Regions from separate parts of the Homo sapiens genome. Here region 1 is linked to region 2. A link is an interaction called in ENCODE POLR2A ChIA-PET data of the cell type or tissue named here. Cell type or tissue: PC-9. All regions are shown on one strand.

Region 1 (2,500 bases), 190 kb after region 2:
GATTGTCTGTCTGCCCCAACTACAATGAAAGCTCCATGAGGGCAGGGATTTTTGTTGCCTTTATTCATTGCCATATCCCCAGAGTCCAGAATGGAATCCAGCCCCTTGGTAGGAGCTTAACAAATATAAATGAATACATAAATTTGAGCAAGTAACTTACCAAGCTCATGTCCTGTCTCTCTTAAAAGGATGGCATGAGAATTAAATACAATATCATTGCTATAGGGAAAAATAATGGCCAACATATATTGAGTGCTTATTCAGTGCCAGCTTTTAAATGTGCTAAGTGCTTTACATAAATCACCTTATTTAGTCCCCACAAAAATCCTATGAGGCGAGTATTCTTTTAACCTTCATTTTACAGGTGAGGAAACTGAGGCTTAGAAAAGTTGGGTCACCTATTCAAGGTCACGCAAAATTCAGACCCATATTTGTATGAGCTCAGAACCAGTACTATTTTTTTTTCTTTATTATTTTAAGTTTTGGGGTACATGTGCAAGATGTGCAGGTTTGTTACATAGGTAAACGTGTGCCATGGTGGTTTGCTGCATCTATCAACCCATCACCTAGGTACTAAGCCCCGCATGCATTAGCTATTCATCCTGATGGTCTCCTTCCCCCACTGCCCCCAACAGGCCCCAGTGTGTGTTGCAGAACCAGTACTATTGACCCCAACAATGTATGGCCATGGCCTTGTGTGTAACCATAGCTTGACTAGTGCTAATTCTCTTCTCCAAAGCACATAGCGCAGCAGACCTGCACTGTCTGTCTGGCCTCTTCTTTTGGGAGCCTGTTCCTTCTGCTGATACCTGACATCTTGGAAGCATCCGCTGGTCTCAGGAGGCAGTGTGGTGTGGCAATGAGATGGCAAGTTTATTAACTGGGTGACCTAGGTTCTAACACCTCCTTTGCCCCCAGATTACTGTGTGATCTTGGGCAATTGCTTCCCCTCCGTGGGCCGGGTTCTGATGGTATAATGAGCACTGAGGTCCCTCCCAGCTTGAACAGTGCTGGGACTATTGGAGGACTCCACAGGGGTGTGTGGTTTGTGACTCATCTCAGAGGATCCTGCCCCCCCAGCTGTGGCCTTGGCCCAGATCTGCTCATGAATGTAGAGTCTCCTGCTTTGATGATTGCTGGGCTTTCCCTCCCACACCTCTTGAGCTTGAATTTCAGGTTGCTGGATTTGAGTGGGAGGTTGGAGGAAGTAACCATCTAGTGATTTTCTAATCCCTTCTCTAGGGGAAAGCCCAAGAGAAAGAAAAGGAAGGCATGAGAATCATTCCCACCCAACATGGCACAGAGTCATTGCAGGAAATACAGTTCTCTCTGGGGAGCCCAGCACCCTGCAAACCTCAGGGACTGCTATAGCAAAGGACATCTGCCCAACAGCCTCTTTCCCATTCCCCAGACCTGCCTTCTGCCAAAAGCGTCCCAAGGATCCCCTTCTTCACTGACCCTAAAACTGTCTCATTTGAATTTCAAGTTCTTTTGTTGTTGTTGTTTGTTTGAGACAGGGTCTCACTCTGTCACCCGGGCTGGAGTGGCATAATCACAGCTCACTGAAGCCTCGACCTCCCAGGCTCAATTGATCTCCCCACTTCAGCCTCCTGAGTAGTTGGGACTACAGGTACACGCCACCACCCCCGGCTAATTTTGGTATTTTTTTGTAGAGAAGGGGTTTCGACATGTTGCCCAGGCTGGTCTCAAACTTCTGGGCTCAAATAAGGTGCACACCTCGGCCTCCCAAAGTGGTGGGACTACAGGTATGAGCCACCATGCCAGACCGAGTTTCAGGTTCTAAACTGAGAAATCATTTTTTTCTCCTTGTGAAATGGAGGATGAATAAGCCAAGCTAGGCAATGGCTTGAGTTGTTTTCCTCAATTCATTTATTCATTCATCCATTCATTCAACATTTATGTGCTAGAATCTTTGCCAGAAACTAAAAGAGGAAATTAATTGGGTCCTGGCAAACTTAAATTGGGTAATTGGTAATTTGAGGAGAATTTAATAAAGAGACTATTTTCAAAGGGGAGGGCAGAGTGCAGGAAAACAAGGGGTAGTGCTGTCTCTTGGAGCCAGTAACATCAGGAAGATATTATCAAGCCTAGGCTGAAGGGATAAAGGGAGAGACAATTCCCAGAATCCAGAAGTAATGAGTCAGATGGAGAGGGCCACTGGGCAGAAGCTGTGCTTTGGTTGAAGGGCTCATCTAGCTGGTGAAATGATGACCTTGACCTTGACTTCACCCTCTTCTCTGCAGTGGCTGAATTCCATTTATGTATTTACTGCAGGTCAGCCTCCTGGGGCTCACAGGAGGGCAGAGAAGGGCAGGGAGGGGATATGGAAGAAAAAACAGATGACTTGTAGCACAGAAACCAGACAGTTTCTGTCCCCAAGGAGCCTGCATACAGTGGGGGAGCAGCAGTGCAAAGCTGAATGAATGCTTTAATAAATATATGAACAAAGTATAAGAGGAGCACAGGTGTTAGGAAATGA
Region 2 (2,500 bases):
TTCTTATTTGTAGAAGCTCATTATATGTTAGGGAAGTTGGTCTTTGGTCTATAATAGAGCTAGGCATATTTTTGCAATTTGTCATTTTTTGGCTATGTTTATGGCTTTTTCTATGCAGAAAATTTTGATGTTGAAAGATTGAATGTATTAATCTTTTCTTGTATAATTCTGGATTTAATGTCATCATTAGAAATGCCTTCTCCACTTTAAGGTGAATAACTCTCTTTTAGTTTCTTCTAATACCATGATGATATCATTTTATGAATTTAAATATTAATATCTACTTGGACTTTATCCAGGTCAGGTGTAAGGAATAAATTCAACTTTGATATTTTTCTCATTTGATTGACTTTCATTTTACACTGTTCCATGATGATGGCTGCTTCTTGCTTTGTGACACTCAAGGTTTTGCCAACATTCTCTACAGTTGTTTTAAAAATCTAAGTATTCATCGACTTTAATTAGCAAAACAGTTACTCACCGAGTTTCTGTAAGTTACTGTAGGCCATGATATATTTTAGAGGTTGGGGAAAGGATAGGGTAAAAAGGTCTTGAAATCACACAAAGAATAATGCTTGTTGCATTTTAATAATCATTGCTTTTTGGAAACGTGCTTACTCAGGTCCTATAGGATTGGGGGAGGTAGTTTGTCCTTGGTTGCATTCTAAGACTCTGCTGAGCCCCAGAGTCTTTTGTTGTTGCTGGAGGCAGTCTTGCTCTTTCACCGAGGCTGGAAGGCAGTGGCGCAGTCTCAGCTCACTGCAACCTCCACCTCCCAGGTTCAAGAGATTCTCCTGGCTCAGCCTCCCGAGTAGCTGGAATTACAGGCATGCATCACCATGCCTGGCTAATTTTTGTATTTTTAGTAGAGGCAGGGTTTCGCCACGTTAGCCAGGCTGGTCTCGAACTCCTGGCCTCAAGCGATCTGCCCGTGTCGGCCTCCCAAAGTGCTGGGATTACAGGCGTGAGCCACCTTACCCGGCAAGCCCCAGAGTCTTAATCAAGAAGAAGCCCACCATGGGGAATGAAGCCCCCTTTAAGACTATACAGGATACGGGAGCCCACCAGCAAAGACAAACAGAGACACATCTCTGTTCCTTAAGCTGTGGATTTTGGCAGTGGGACTGGCCAAATCCAAACACTCGGAAACACTCTACTTAACTACCTTTCACTGCAAGGAGAATGCAATATGCATTGTGACTCTCTAGTGGGATAGAAACTAACGCCACAACAACAGGATGTCATGGTCACTGCTGAGTAGAAATCTTTTGACAAGTACAAACAGACCTCTGCTATAGCACTGTCACATTGCATTATAGTTATTTGTTTACTTTTCTGTCTTTCCCAGGAGCCTGGGATTTTTTTTTAAGAGAGGAAGCTCTTTGTCTTCTTTGAACCCTGTAGCTTAATACACTCACCCCTGTGTGTTGGAATGTGCTCATTGCATGCTCTTTCTCTATGTGGGCAGTCTGCTTACACATCCCACTCTTTAGTACTCACTGTCGAGCAGCCACCATGTGTCAGCCACTGAATGAAGGCACTTCACATCATTGCCTTTTAAAAATTCTCACAATAGTTCTCTAAGGTAGGTACTTCTATTTTCCCCATTGTAATAGTGAGGGAACTAAGGGGCAACAGATAGGTCAAGTAACTTGCCCATGGTCATGGGGATAACAGGTGATGGAACCAAGACTCAAACCCCAAGTGGTCTAACTCCAGTGCCCACTGCTCACAACAGCTACACTACATTGTTTCTCCCCAGTGTCTTGGGAAGAAAATAAATTATATGTAAAACAAGTACTTACATTTTGCCTTCTAGAAGAGTGGCATAATTTATCTCCTGGGATATAAGTTGTTTTTCTGATTGCTGTTGTTTGTTAGAAAAATGCTTTGATGTTCCTATTTCAGTAATCCCACTCCCACTCCACCCAGGGCCGAGCAAGAAGAGAGCGAAACAAAGAAGGCTAAATTAGTTTGTATGAGAAAGAAATAGGAATTTGTGGGGTTTTAGCTGGCTGCTCAGAGAGATAGCCTAAGGATCTAAAAAAGAAGATTGAGATATAAGAGGGTAGAGAACTCTGGCCACTCCATGGGCCAGCTAAATCCTACACAAGTTCAAGGGCAGCAGGAAATTTCCTTTGCTGAGGAAGACTTGAGAAATTAAAAAACAACCCTGACCTATCAGCAATGGTTTGCAACCCACAATAAGCATATGTAAGAGGGATTTTTCAGGGAGGAAGAAAGAAAAATCATATCCAAAGTGAAACAGAATGGTCCAGGGAGTCGGGGGGAGGGCAGCAGAGGCAGGGGCTGAAAGCAGCAGTTTGGAACAGGCAGTAGCAGTGAATCAAGCAGAGTCTCTCAGCCCACAACTAAAACAAAGTCACCCAAAAACCTACAGGAAATATTGTAAGTAACTTTCTACCACGGGCTGGGGGACTTGAACAAAACTGTCTCCCAGGTTGGGTGCAGAGGCTCATGCCTGTCATCTCAGCACTAT

The links. ChIA-PET counts read pairs that join two places held together with the same protein. Peaks named below come from ENCODE experiments on the same cell type or tissue, not always from the same donor. Only the 100,000 strongest peaks of a DNase experiment are listed, where the experiment ranks them.
Region 1: POLR2A ChIA-PET joins it to region 2 with 14 read pairs; 5 of 35 experiments call an interaction of 5 or more read pairs at or near these places.

The regions. Positions count from the first base shown.
Region 1 is chr14:70,706,029-70,708,528 of GRCh38, reverse strand. The region is part of intron 3 of LINC01269 (long intergenic non-protein coding RNA 1269); the gene reads right to left. Among named protein-coding and RNA genes, the nearest start is that of LINC01269, 8.6 kb to the right of the region's middle. RefSeq lists an enhancer at 1,172-1,371. In PC-9, no CTCF peak of the experiment used is centred here; a DNase peak (open chromatin) is centred at 1,048; H3K27ac peaks cover 1,566 bases.
Region 2 is chr14:70,893,919-70,896,418 of GRCh38, reverse strand. No RefSeq gene overlaps it. Among named protein-coding and RNA genes, the nearest start is that of PCNX1, 12 kb to the left of the region's middle. RefSeq lists an enhancer at 2,162-2,321. In PC-9, no CTCF peak of the experiment used is centred here; no DNase peak of the experiment used is centred here.